Linked DNA regions of Homo sapiens: region 2 is linked to region 1. A link is a contact called in ENCODE Hi-C or POLR2A ChIA-PET data. All regions are on one chromosome and are shown on one strand. Each heading gives the region's core, a stretch centred on a gene start or an enhancer-like site at or near the end of the contact. The rest is flanking DNA. Distances are from core to core; before and after follow the strand shown. Region 1 overlaps MPZL3 (myelin protein zero like 3). Region 2 has its middle 7.7 kb from the start of CXCR5.

Region 1 (7,371 bases), core at 2,878-5,377:
CAATTACCATAAGAAATGCGTGAATATCTCCCACAGCTGAGTCCTCAACGAGGCCTGGCAAACGTTTAACTGGCCTTGCTTAGCTTCCCATTCCATGATTCCTCAAGCCCTTGTCATTCTCCCTTAGTCCTCCATGCAACCTCCAAACCCCTCATTCTCAGAAGAAAATGTTACCTCTTACATCGTCATGAAACTCGAGGCCATATAAACGGCCCAGGCACACACATTCCTGCATCTGCTCCCATCCTTACTTCCAACCTGAAAGGATGTGGTGTCCCTTTTCCTATGCGAGGCCAGGTCCTCTGCTCTGCCTGGATTCATCCCCTCCATTCCCTGCTTTAGCAGAAAAACCTCTCTAGGCCAGGCGTGGTGGCTCATGCCTATAATCCCAGCACTTTGGGAGGCCGAGGCAGGGGGATCACATGAGGCCAGGAGTTCAAGAGCAGCCGGGGCAACATGGCAAAACCCTGTCTCTACTGAAAATACAAAAGAAATTAGCCAGGCATGGTGCCACATGCCTGTAGTCCCAGCTACTCAGGAGGCTGAGGCAGGAGAATCACTTGAACCTGGGAAGCAGAGGTTGCAGTGAGCTGAGATCACACCACTGTACTCCAGCCTGGGTGACTGAACGAGACTCTGTCTCAAAAAAAAAAAAAAACCTTTCTACTGCCTTCAACCCCTCCCCTTCAGCCTCTAAATACACAGGTTTCTCCCATCCTTAAAAACAAATAGCAATTTTAAAAAATCTTTCTTTAACGCTGTAATATTACTCTAGTTACCAACTACTGCCCTTTCTCTCCTTTCTAAGCCAAGTTTGTGAAAGAGTGGTCTACACTTGAGGTCTCCATTTCCTTCTTCCCATTCACTTATGGACCTTATGGTACAACTGAACTCCACTACCACTTCTGGTAAAAGGCATCATATATCTTAAAATTGTAAAATCCGAGGGATAAAAACCCCAGTAGACACTTTTCTATACTTATTTTACTGGGTCCTCTACCAGTGACTCTTTGCTCCTTGAACTTCTCTATCCCAAAGCTTGCATGACAATGCTCTCATTCATTCACTCATTCTTCAAACATACATTTCTTGAGCATCTCTTTTGTGCCATCCTCTGGGTTTGGAATTAAATGCAAGCAAAATAAATACACTCCCTTGTATACTTGAAATACAGCAGAAGTTTGATACATTAATTAAGTAATCATAAAGACAAATGCATAATTAACAAACTTGGATAACTACTATGAAGGAAGGAAAAAGAAAGTGGCTATGGGTACGGCCCCTGTTATGATGGGGGAGAGGAGAGTGGTTAATGAAAGCTTCCCTGGAAGTTACTCTTGAGCTAAGATCTGAAGAAAAAGGTAACAAGGTGAGGAGAGGGAGGGCATTCTAGGCAGAAGACACAGCACATGCAAAGGTCCTGCACCAGGAAGGAGCTCAGTCAGTCAAGGAGCTGAAAAGGAGTATGACTGCAACACAAAAAAACACGAAAGGGAGAGAAAATAGAATGAGATGTGGCTGGGAGGTAAACAAAAAACAGACCAGGCAGGACCTTACAGATTTGGGTCCTCATCCTTAGTGTAATAGGAAGCCATGGAAAGTACTTAACTGTGGGACTGGGCAAGAAGAGACCTGATGAAATCTGCATTCTTAAAAGATCACTTTAGGCTGGGCGCGGTGGCTCACGCCTGTAATCCCAGCACTTTGGGAGGCCGAGGCGGGTGGATCACGAGTTCAGGAGATCGAGACCATCCTGGCTAACACGGTGAAACCCCGTCTCTACTAAAAATACAAAAAATTAGTGGGGCGTGGTGGCAGGTGCCTGTAATCCCAGCTACTCAGGAGGCTGAGGCAGGATAATGGCATGAACCTGGGAGGCAGAGCTTGCCGTGAGCCGAAATCGCACCACTACACTCCAGCCTGGGCAACAAAGCAAGACTCCATCTCAAAAAAAGAAGAAAAAAAAGATCACTTTAGAGAAGACACTTACAAGGAATCAAGAGTGAATATGGGTAAATTCAGCATGTTGGCAGGCAGAGGTGGGTGGATCACCTGAGGTCAGGAGTTCGAGACCAGCCTGGCCAACATGGCGAAACCCCGTCTCTACTAAAAATGAAAAATTAGCCAGGCGTGGTGGTGGGAGGCAGAGGTTGCGGTGAGCCAAGATCGCACCACTGCACTCCAGCTTGGGCAATAGAGCAAGACTTCATCTCTTAAAGAAAAAAAAGAAAAAGTGAATGAGTGAATATGGGGAAATTACTGAGGAGGCTACTACGATAGTCCATTAAGAAAGAAGGGAAGTTTGAACTAAGTATGGCTGTGGAATGTTAGGGAAAGGGAGGTATCAAGGATGACTGTCAGGTTTCCGACTTGCTGATGTCATTCACTGAGACAGGAAGACTAGAAAAGTACTAGGCTTGGCAGGGGAACAGGAGTTTGATTCTGGATGCATTTAAGGTGCTTCTGAGATACCCAAGGGATAATGTCAAGGGAGCAGTTGGTTTAGGGCAAAGGTGAGCAAATTATGGCCCATGAGCTAAATGGAAGCAAATGGATCTAGTGGAAAGGGAACAAACTAAAAACAACTAGCAACTGACCTTGCCGCTAGCTCTGGGTGTGACCAGATTGGCCTAAATCAATTATGACATCCAGTGGTCTTTTGGTAAACAGCTAAAAAACATTTACAATGTCTTTTAAAACAAAGTTTTATTAGAACACAGCCATGTTCATTTGTTGATGTATTATCTGTGGCTGCATTTTTTGCAGAATTGAATAGTTGCCCCCAGAGACCATGTAGCCCACAAAGTCTAAAATACTCTCTGGCCCTTTACAGAAAATGTTTGTCAACCCTTGGTTTAGAACAAAGAGATATGGGTTACAATTTAAGATTAGAATCTCTTTAGTTTCCCTCCAACCAACTCCACCACTGACTGTGTTACACATACACACACACATACTCACTCTATCTCTGTCTCCCCACATCTCTGACAGTATGTATCAAATATCTAATGCTATTCTTTTCTTAACCATTCTTTAAACACTGGTGTTCCTCAGAGCTCCAGCCTGAATATACAGTCATTCAACATGTTTTCCTTGGACAATCCTATTCACTTGTAGATTTAACAACCACTAACAGGATAATGATTTCCCAATCTATATTACTAGCCATGATCTGCCTCTGAGTGTTCAAGTGTTACCGGATATACTCTCTTGAATATCACCCCCACAGGACCTCAAATCGAATGCGGTAAACATTTGTTTGTTGCCAGCTCAACATCCATTTCCCCTGATCTCCTAATAATACCCTTTTTTTTTTTGATACCTACCTTTTCCCACACAGCCTATGAGCTAGGAGGAAATGACACTATCAGTCAGGATCCAGGCAGGCAATGGAAGGCACAATCAGCTGAGATTGTGAAAAGTGTATGGGCCACTTTTCTTTTCTTTTTTTCTTTTCTTTTTTTTTTTTTTTTTGAGACAGGGCATCACTCTGTTGCTCAGGCTACAGTGCAGTGGCGCGATCTCAGTTCATTGCAACCTCTGCCTCCCAGGTTCAAGTGATCCTCCCATCTCAGCCTCCCAAATAGCTGAGACCACAGGCGTGTGCCACCACACCTGGCTAATTTTTTGTATTTTTGGTAGAGACGGGGTTTCCCTATGTTGCCTAGTCTGGACTCAAACTCCTGAACTCAGGCAATCCTCCCATCTCAACCTCTCAAAGTGCTGGGATTACAGGCGTGAGCCACCATGCTTAGCCTAGGCCACTTTTCGAAGGGACTTTTCCCAAGGTTAAGGAAGCTGACAGCAGCACAAAGCTTTTACCATCCCCAGGTCTGAAGGGCAAAGGGAGGAAATGGTGTTACTAGATCCTGGTAAGAGTGGGAGCTGTGGGCAACCTGACAGGGGCTGTTGTTAGAGGGATACAGGTACTACAGATCATGGCACCAAGAGAGGGAGGGAGCAGGAAATAAATATCCTGATCTCTCTCCTGCCCTCCAATCTCCTGCCAATGCCTCCCGTTGGCCAAATATAACTGGAAACCAGAGGAAGAGAGCCTGAATGATGTACTTTATACAGTTAGCTTTCCAAAGAGTAGAGTAGAGAAAAGAATGAGTCTGGTGGGAGGGGAGAAAACTAAAAGTAAACAGCAACTGACTTTACTGCCAGCTGAGGCTGACTCAGATTTACCTAAACCAATCATTACATCTAGTGGTGTCCTGGTAAACAGCAGAACATTTTTACAAAAAATAAAAGGTCCACATACATAGGGTTGGACAATTTCTGTGGTGCAAATACTCCTACCATGGTCAATTTCAAGCTACACAGGTTAAGTCCCTAATGCTGACATAGGAAGAGGTGTATTAATACTTAATTGGCTTTTGAGAGCCAATCACATCCTCCCAATCATAAAGATAGGTCAATATGTGATCTAAGCTAATCCAATCAAAGCGAGTTTCAGAAAACCTGCTTGGAAAGTTATTTAATGCCCCCCACCCCACACCCGCCTTGTTTATTTTTTGTTTTTTTTGAGATGGGGTCTCACTATTGTTGCCCAGGCTGGTCTTGAATTCCTTGGCTCAAGTGATCCTCCCATCTTGGCCTCCCAAAGTGCTGAGATTACAGTCATGAGCCACCATGCCCGGTTTATGCACCTCTCTATGTCTAATATTTTCTTCACTCCCTATCTCTAACAAACTTATTCCTCTTTCAAGATTTAACTTCATCTCCAGGAAATCTTTCCTTTATTCTCATGCCAGATCAAAGCATCTCTCTCCATCCTCATGGTTTCTAATGCATTTCCCTCTTAGTATCAGACTCTAAAATCATCTGTTGACTTATGTCTTCTCCAATAGATCCTGATCCCACCAAAACAGAGCCTAGCATATTGTGGATGTTTAGTATAGTAATATTTATTCAACTAGACCAAACCAACAGTTTCCTCTTTTTTTTTTTTTTTTTTTTTTTGAGATGGAGTCTCACTCTGTTGCCCAGGCTGCAGTGCAGTGGCGCGATCTTGGCTCACTGCATCCTCCACCTCCCGGGTTCAAATGATTCTTCTGTATTTTTAGTAGAGACAGGGTTTCACCATATTGGCCAGGATGGTCTTGAACTCCTGACCTCGTGATCCACCCGCCTCGGCCTCCCAAAGTGCTGGGATTACAGGCGTGAGCCACCGTGCCCAGCCCAGTTTCCTTTTTATAAAACAAAAATTATTACAAAATAAGCATTAAAATTACACATTCTGGTTACTAAATTATAGTAAATTTTGGTTACTAAACCAAATTCTGTTTGCTAAATTATAGTAAGTACGCCATCAATAAACCCACCTACCTACCAATTTTTCCCTTGTTAATATATCTGAACTCCATATTTATGAGCATGATTTTGCCAAAAAGTTATAAACATTTAAAGTCATTTTGTTGAAATCTAAATACTGGATATGTGGGGTCTTAATTGTATAGTTAAAGAAAAATAAGAAAAGTAATAGTTTATCCATGGATGAACTAAAATTCAGGGCTGGTGAAAAAAAAAATTCTAAATGACGATAATTTTGTACAGTCTTATATAAAACTCTGAGAACTAGAAGAAATTATTAACTTTTTTCTTTTTCTTGATTTTTTTTGGTTCTAATTCACTTGTTTATTTTGGGGGAGGAAGACTTTGGTATGGAGCAAAGAAATACCAAAACTACTTTAAATGGAATAAAACCAACTTTATTCTTTTTTTCCCCCGTACTGGTAGATAAAGCAAACTTTATAAGTGGGCTATTGAAAGAAAAGTGCCTTTTAAAAGTGTTTAGTTTCCCAGTGTCCTTCCAAGCTTAAGATACAGAAGCATTTGTTCAAAGGATAGAAAACATCTAAAAGTTTAGGCTCAAGATCAATCTTTACAGACTAATATTTTCGGTTTGTTTTTTGTTTGTTTGTTTTTTGAGACAGAGTCTCACTCTGTCACCCAGGCTGGAGTGCAGTGGCGTGATCTTGGCTCACTGCATCCATGGATGAACTAAACTATTCTATACTGTTAGACATCAGGGTGTTGACTCCTTTTTGGGGAGAAAGGATAATGACTGGAAAGAAGCACAAAAGAAGGCTTTTGGAATGCAAGGAACATTTTATATATCCTGATTTGGGTGCTAGTTACCCATGTGTGTTCAGTTTCTTAAAATTCATTGAGCTGTATAGGCTTATGACATGTGTACTTTTCTCTACATATATATACTGAAATTAAAAAATGTTTTAAAACCAATGGATGTAAGACAGTTTGTCTCTTCCACTCATAAAAAAAATACCAATCCAACATTAATTCACTCAGAAATGTCCATCCCAGGCCTAATGCCTTTATCTCTTCATCTGAGCAGAAAAGCATTCTTGCCAGGTAAAAACAGCCAACTATAGAAATACTCATAATAATTAACAAAAACTTTTTAGTCTGGGGAAAAAACAAGAAAATCACATTTTCACATAAGTAATTTTACACATGAAAGAATTAAATGTGTCAATAAAGCCCCCAATCTTGTATGCCCCATTTTCTAAAATACAAATCTACTGATATTTTATTCATATTGCACACCTAAGTAAAAGAGAGAAAAGTTTAAGAAACCTAGGTCCCCTAGTCTACCATTTCTAAATACTTAGATAACTGATATAGCAGGACCAGACTTATAACTTAAGGAGAATTCAAATAATCTAATAATTTAAGTGGTCTTATCTTTGAAAACAAAAGGCAAATAAACACTGACATGAAACCAAACTCAACCACATAAGATTTAAAACACCAAACAAATGGATGAACCTTGAAAACATGCAAAGTGAAAAAAGCCAGTCACCAAAAGCACATATTGTGTAATTCCATTTACTTTATTTTTATTTATTTATTTATTTATTTATTGAGGCAGGATCTCATTCCATCGCTCAGGCTGAAGTGCAGTGGTGCAATCCCAGATCACTGCAACTCCGACCTCCCAGGTTCAAGTGATTCTTCTGCCTCAGCCTCTCAAGAATCTGGGATAACAGGGGCATGTCACCACACCTGGCTAATTTTTTTTTTTTTTTTTTTTTTTTTTTGTATTTTTTGGTAGAGATAGGGTTTTACCACGTTGGCCAGGCTGGTCTCAAACTTCTGACCTCAAATGATCCACCCACCTCGGCCTCCCAAAGTGCTAGGATTACAGATATTATTCTATTTATATGAAATGTCCAGAATAGGCAAATCAATAGATACAAAAAAATAGACTGGTGGTTGCCAGGGGCTAAGGGAAATGGAGAGTGAGGAGTGATTGTTAATGGGTATCAAGTTTCTCTTTGGGGTGATGAAAATGTTCTAAAATTGATAGTGGTAATTATTGCATAACTGTGAATATACTAAAAA
Region 2 (7,371 bases), core at 3,228-5,727, 630 kb after region 1:
CATCAATTACTCTCAGGTGCCTGGCCCCCACCCAGTGGCCCCCACCTTGCAGCCCCGAAGGCTTCCTTCCTGGGGCAGCAGGGCCGAGTCATTTGGAAACCTCTCTCGGAGGAGCTCCGTGATCAAGGTGCAGATGCGGCAGGTGGGCCGGCCTCAATCATGTCTCCAATTGCGACGGTGAATGCGGTGAGGAGTTTCGTTGGCCCATCACCTCTGCCTTGGGCCTGGCTCACTTTCACTGCTGAGTTAGTTCCACGGCCGCCTTTGATGATGCCGCTTCAGCATCTTTTTTCTTCGGCGTTTCCTGCTCCTTTGTTTTCAAGGTCACTCTGTCCTGCCTGCCCCACTCTGGGCCACCCAAGGCCAAGCCTCTAAGCTCCGCGTTGCTGACCACAGTTCTTCACACTAGCCTCACTGCGAGGCTCCGTCCAGACTGAACATGGGGAAGATGAACCTTTCACCATTTGATGTCTTGAGCTTCTCCTCTAGAACAAGCAGGCTAGCTGCCCTGCTCAGGGCCGGCTCATCTCTTTCTCCCTGGAGGACAGAGCTCTGGGCCCTGAGTCAGAACTAGCTGGGGTTCCTCACTAACTGGGTAGACTTATATGATGCATGAGACCTATAGACTCTTACTTAGTTTTCTCAGAAATAACATAGGCCAAGAACGCCTGCTTGCCTGTCTCCACAGGCTGGGATGAGGCCCTTATGAGACCAAGAATGGGAGAGGGCTTCATAAACTGTAAATTAATCTGGGAGCATTACAGTCATGGTTATTAGTTTACAGAGATTGAGTTCACGTTGTTATTTGCTCTCTTAGCACCCTGTTCTTTTTCTTCATAGCACTTTCACATTTTCTAATGATATTATAAGTTATTATTATTACTAAGCACGTAGTTTATGGGTCTAATGCCTCCCTCCTCACCAGGGTATAAGCTACCGCAGAGTGGAAGCCATGCTTCATTTTGTTTCTCATCACTCTGCCAGCACCTGGTTCAGAGCCTGTAATGTTGTGGGGGTTTAAGGAATACTAACGATAAACTGGTGAGTTATTTGAGGACCCACGACCATCCTCGCAAGAGACTTTTGTTAGGCCAGTCTGTCTTGTCCACTGCTGAAGCCTGGCATTTGGTAAGCCATTCATACCTGTTTTTTGGAAGTTGAGATGAATACACCTTAGCCGGGTGTGGTGTCTCACACCTGTTATCCCAGCACTTTGGGAGGCCGAGGACGATGGATCACCTGAGGTCAGGAGTTCGAGACTAGCCTGGCCAACATGGTGAAACCCCATCTCCACTAAAAAAAAATACAAAAATTAGCCAGGCATGTTAGCCCACCTGTAGTCCCAGCTACTCGGGAGACTGAGGCAGGGGAATCGCTTGAACCCAGGAGGCAGAGGTTACAGTGAGCCAAGATCTTGCCACTGCACTCTAACCTGGGTGAGGAGAGCGAGACTCCATCAAAAAAAAAAAAGAGAAAGAAAGAAAGGAAGAGAAAGAAAGAAAGAGAAAGAAAGAAAAGAAAGAAAGAGAAAGGAAAAGAAAGAAAGAAAAGGAAAGAAAGAAGAAAGAAAGAAAGAAAAAAGAAAAGAAAAGAAAGGAATGAAAACACCTTAAACACCACCAGCTTCATCGTGAAGTTCTGTTGCTGAAGTCCCTGCCATGTGTCTCAGTTGCCCCCTCTGCCATCCAAATGCCCAGACAGGCTCTCTGGGCCTCTCAGTATCCACCCTCATTGCCTTCTCCCACATCTTCCTCTGCTCCAGTCCAGACAAACTGCTCACCATCCCTTCCCCAAGATGTGCATTTACCGCCTGCGGACCTCCTTCCCTCAAAGTCCTGCCTGAAGTTCCTTCCTTTTTGACCTCCCTTTAAAAAGCATGAGTGGGCCTGACGCAGAGGTGCATGCCTGACATCCCCGTGCTTTAGGAGGCTGAGGAAGGAAGTTTAAGGCCAGGAGTTCGAGACCAGCCTGGGCAACATAGCAAGACCTTATCTCTACAAAAAAAAATTAAAAATTAGCCTGGCATGGTACACACTTATAGTCCCAGCTGCTCAGGAGGCTGAGGTGGAAGGATCACTTGAGTTCAGGAGTTTGAGACTACAGTGAGCGACAATTATGCCACTGCACTCCAGCCTGTGTGACAGAGCAAGACCTTGTCTCTAAAAAAAAAAAAAAAGCATGAGTGTGTGTGTGTGTGTGTGTGTGTGTGTGTGTGTATGAGAGAGAGAGATAGCACTTTGGACCTATGGAGGATTTCTATTTGGAAAGAAAAAGGCTTTTACATACAAGATATTATTTAATAGCAAAATTGGCCATGCAGGTATTTTACAATTGTACATATTAGGAAACTAATGCTCAGAGAAGTTATATTTGTAATTTTCAAACTGGGGATTGTGACTTATGTGTGGACCCATGAAAGCAGTGTGATTCATTGACCGCTATTAAAAATAGAAAGAGGGTCGGGCATGGTGGCTCACGTCTATAATCTCAACACTTTGTGAGGCCAAGGTGGGAGGATGGCTTAAGCCCAGGAGTTCCAGACCAGCCTAAGCAACATAACAAGACCCCATCTCTACAGTAAATTTAAAAGTTAGTTTGGTGTGGTGATGCACACCTGTAGTCCCAGCTACTCAGGAGGCTAAGGTGGGAGGATCACTTAAGCCTGGGAGGTGGAGGCTGCAGTGAGCCATGATTGTGCCACTGCACTGCAGCCTGGGTGACATAGAGAGACCCCATCTCTACAAAAAAGGGAAGAAAGAAAGAGTGAGAGAAAGAAAGAGGGAACGAAAGGAAGGAGGAAAGGAGGGAAGGAGGAAGAGTAGAAAATATGAGTATGCTACCCATACTAAGCAGTGTTTACAAAACTTACTGTGTATTTGTGTGTATATGTTCATCACACATGTCCAACTAGCTTGTGATATAAAATATATTTCTTCCTATGGGTCATGATCAAAGTGACAGGATTACATGACATGCTGAAAGCTAACTAGTAGAGCTCATGCATTACTTATTAGAGTAGAGCTGAGACCGACCAGAGAGATAGAGGTGCAACCTGTCAGAGCCCGGGAGGCACCACAGAAATCTCAACGGTGCCAGGGTGGGGCCCAGGGAGGCCGGTGTTCTGGGAAAACCAACTGTTGTGTGCTGGTTGTATGAAGTGCTGTGTTGTTGTGGGTTGTGTGCTGGTTGTATGAGGTGCTGTGTTCTTCCTGTTGTGTGTTGTGTGCTGGTTGTATGAAGTGCTGTGTTGTTGTGGGTTGTGTGCCGGTTGTATGAGGTGCTGTGTTCTTCCTGTTGTGTGTTGTGTGCTGGTTGTATGAGGTGCTGTGTTGTTGTTGTAGGTTGTGTGCCGGTTGTATGAGGTGCTGTGTCGTTGCTGTGGGTTGTGTGCTGGTTGTATGAGGTGCTGTGTTCTTCCTGTTGTGGGTTGTGTGCTGGTTGTATGAGGTGCTGTGTCGTTGTTTTGGGTTGTGTGCTGGTTGTATGAGGTGCTGTGTTGTTGCTGTGGGTTGTGTGCTGGTTGTATGAGGTGCTGTGTCATTGTTGTTGATTGTGTGTTGGTTGTATGAGGTGCTGTGTTGCTCTGGAGAGACGTCAACTATGGCACCCTTTGTGTGGAGGGACTGAAGGCCCTGCTGGGTGGTTGGGAGCTCCAGGTTGGAAAACAAGCTGTGTGGGGACGAGTTTACCAATTGGTATATGGCTGTGTACCAGTCCTACGTGGCCTAGAGCGGTGGTTCTAGGAGTGTAGTTCTCAGGCCAGCAGCATAGCGTCACCTGGACACTCTTAGAAATGCACATTATCAGGTCCCACCCCAGACCTCCCGAATCAGACACTCTCGTGGTGGGGCCTGGCAACCTGGAGGTAACAAGCCCTCCTGGTGACTCTGAGGCATAAAGTGTGAGGAGCACTCCCCTGGGGATGCCTGTTTGGCATTCTGTGTTTGGCGTGTCTTTGCGCAAGCAGGCAGGGTCTGGTCTCAGAGCGGCCTTGCTGGGAAGCAGACATGCTGGGCCTCCAGTGCAGCGTTTCTTCTGTCACCCACTCAGCCTTACAGCCTACCCAGCGCATGCGCCCACAGCACTTAGGTGCGAAGGAATGCTGCACGTTTCCCCCATTCCCTGTGCCTTCCACACTGCTGACTCCACCCACACTACCTTAGCAACACGGTAGAGTTTTGCATATTCTTTGAAAATGTGCCCAGTTGCATGTGAATATGAGCATGCCAACTTGCATGATGTGTCTGTTTTGCCTTCTCTGTTAGACAAGGTGCTCCTCCATCAGAATCTCGCCTCTGGCTGCCGCAGTACTCAGTATACAAACACCTGATCCAAGCACCAGACTCACTCTAACCCTGGCCACACAACCTGCCCCAGGCCGACGTTCCCAAGCTCATTTGTGGCCCCCATGACCTTGTGGTAACCTTGATGTGCCTACCCAGCACCTGCAGCCCATTTCCTCCCTGCAGGACTCTACCTGTTTCCTAACGAGAGGGGAGCTGTGCGTGGGTGCAGGCTGCCGGCAATGACAGCCTTTACCACCCCACTTCCTGTGTTGACTTGTAATGGGGTGTTGGGTCCCTGCTGTCTGAGTGAGCTGTGAACATTCATGCTACTTCCCATTACTGTCTGAAGCTTGGTTTCCACATCTGCAGTGTGGTAATAAAAATACCCAACACTTTGCCGGACGCGGTGGCTCATGCCTGTGATCCCAGCACTTTGGGAGACCAAGGCAGGTGGATCACCTGAGGTCAGGAGATCGAGACCATCCTGGCCAACATGGTGAAACCCCGTCTCTACTAAAAATACAAAAAATTAGCTGGGCGTGGCGGCACGTGCCTATAATCCCAGCTACTCGGGAGGCTGAGGCAGGAGAATTGCTTGAACCAGGGAGTCGGAGGTTGCAGTGAGCCGAGATGGTGCCACCACATTCCAGCCTGGCGACAGAGCGAGACTCCGTCTCAAAAACAAAACAAAACAAAAAACCCAACACTCAAAGACTGTTCAGGGAATGAAAAGAAATGATGTGTGAAAAACCTATCATAGTTCATGGCACATAGAAAGTACCTGATGAGGAGCCTGTGCAGGATTTAGCCATAGTTTTCCCCTTAGCCAGCCAGGTAAGTGCCTGTCCTTTGCAAAATGGCGCCTCTGAGAGACGGGCCGTGTGGTCTTGTGGAGGGAGCCCTGGATTTGGTGCCTACAGGGCTGACTTCAGGCTCTGACTCTGCAACGAACCCTCCCTGCAATCACGAGCAAGAAAATGAGACTCTGTTTCCTTGTCCTCACAAAATACGGCCAGGAGTGATGCCAATCCCTCCGGCACAAGCCGCTTCAAGGACTACATATAATTAAATGTGAAGATTAAGTGAAATATAAAGATTAAGTAACATTAAATTTAAACTTTCATGGGACTGTGTAGACCGGTGACTGCTATGCAAGTCTATGGCGAGTTTCCTTCAGTGCTGAGAGGTATACCCTACTCTTCCTGAGGCTGATGAGGTAGGGACCTGGGAGCTCTGTTCTCAGCTGTTGGGAAAGACCCAGAGAAAGAAGAGAACAAAGTCTCTGGCCATGTCAGAGAGGGAGAGAGTCCTAGGTTAATAGAAGGGGAAACCCCAGCCCGTTCCCTGTAGCAGCACCCCAAAACTGTGTGGAACAGCTTACTTTTTCTGTGGAATATAGAAAATGAACTCCAAGACAAGTGATTGTATCTAATCTCTGGAACAAATAGAAATTTAATGTAATCCATGGACTGTAAAGTATAATTACTGAGAAAAATACACCTGAGCTGATGTAAGCGGCCACCCTTGCCTAAACCAGACACAAACCCAGTCTTGGCGGAAGTATCAGTAGTCTTTCTGTCTTTTTTTTTTTTTTTTTTTTTCTGAGATAGGATCTTGCTTTGTCATCCAGCCTGGAGTGCAGTGGTGCAATCTCAGCTCACTACAACCTCGACCTCCTGGGCCCAAGCAATCCTCTCACCTCAACCTCCTGAGTAGCTGGAAGCACTAGTGTGCACCACCAGCTAATATTTTTATTTTTTGTAGAGATGGGGTATCCTATGTTGCCCAGGCTGGTCTCGAACTCCTGGGCTCAAGTGATCCTCCCCCCTTGACCTCCCAAAATGCTGGGATTACAGAGGCGAGCTACCATGTTCAGCCTCCAGTGGTCATTTTGACGAGAAGGCTAGAAAACAATTTAGCCTCAATTAGACTGCCTATGGGGTGGGGATTGGGATCCTGCATAGGTGAAATATAAACAAGTTGCACACTGAAATAAAACCTGAGCTGCCTGACCTGGAAGGGTCCTCTGCCATCCGATTGTCACACACAGATGGAACCTCTGACATCTCCTCTTCAAAGGCAAAGGATCGCAGCTTAAGCGTTGCCCTCTCTATCCTAGGGAGCTAGTCTGACTTTATGTGTGTGAAGATTGTAAGATCATGGTTTCTAGTAGAGGCAGTAACTCTCTGAGCCTTCTCAAAACAATATTAGAACTCACGGTTGCTGGGCATGGTGGCTCATGCCTGTAATCCCAGCACTTTGGGAGTCTGAGGCAGGCGGATCGGTTGAGCCTAGGAGTTCAAGGCCAGCCTGGGCAACATGGTGAAACTCTGTCTTGACAAAAAACATAAAATTAGCCAGGTGAGGTGGCATGTGCCTGTAGTCCCAGCAACTCGGGAGGCTGAGGCAGGAAGATGGCTTGAGCTCAGGAGGTCAAGGCTGCAGTGAGCCATGATCGTACCACTGCCCTCCAGCCTGGGTGATGAAATGAGATCCTGTCTCAAAAAAAAAAAAAAAGAAAAAGAAAAAGCCTCAAGGTCAGAAGGTATTTACCACTGGGGGCAAACTGAGTTGACTATCAAAGGTCAGAGGCTAACACAAGTAGACCCTGGGAAGCTGTAGTGTGTTCACCATCTGGAGAGAAGAATGGGATCTCTGAATAGGCCCAAAAAGTCAAAGACTTCAGGTGACAGTCACAGATGTGTCTAATGTGTGACGCCTGAGTCAGCCATAGAGAAGCTGGTAGGCTACCTCTCTGCTGCCCAAACCATCATAGCTGAAACTACTGGCCAGAGCCTGCTGCTATAGCACCTGGGAAGCAGTCTTAAGCCTCCCCCAAAACTCTTTTTCTAGGCCTACAGCACATGTGGAAAATATAGAGAACTGTGGAAAGAGTAGGAGAGGAGAAGGCCATAAGAGCAGCTCCTACCTTGTCCAGTACATGCTCCAACCACTTCCTTGCTCCTCCCCCTGCCCTATCTCATCATCATTATTGCCATAGCCACACCACCATACACAGAAGGCCCATGATGTGCCAGGCACAAGGTAATTCTTTTTTTTTTTTTTTTTTTGAGACGGAGTCTTA

What was found. A loop is a pair of places that touch in the nucleus more often than their neighbours do. ChIA-PET counts read pairs that join two places held with the same protein, here RNA polymerase II (POLR2A). Pooled maps may share reads with other maps.
Region 2: a loop to region 1 is called in a pooled map, with 6 times the contacts of the local background. The contact joins two enhancer-like sites. A Hi-C loop is called at or near these places in 3 of 50 pooled maps. POLR2A ChIA-PET finds 5 or more read pairs at or near these places in 3 of 52 experiments (A673, MCF 10A and activated CD4-positive, alpha-beta T cell).

Annotation. Positions count from the first base shown.
Region 1 is chr11:118,243,129-118,250,499 of GRCh38, forward strand. All of the region lies in intron 1 of MPZL3 (myelin protein zero like 3), which reads right to left. Among named protein-coding and RNA genes, the nearest start is that of MPZL3, 5.6 kb to the right of the region's middle. Within about 2 kb of position 4,128, at least 3 of the 41 ENCODE cell types and tissues checked have a DNase peak (open chromatin) inside an H3K27ac peak, as active enhancers do.
Region 2 is chr11:118,872,459-118,879,829 of GRCh38, forward strand. No RefSeq gene overlaps it. Among named protein-coding and RNA genes, the nearest start is that of CXCR5, 7.7 kb to the right of the region's middle. RefSeq lists an enhancer at 125-314. Within about 2 kb of position 4,478, at least 11 of the 41 ENCODE cell types and tissues checked have a DNase peak (open chromatin) inside an H3K27ac peak, as active enhancers do.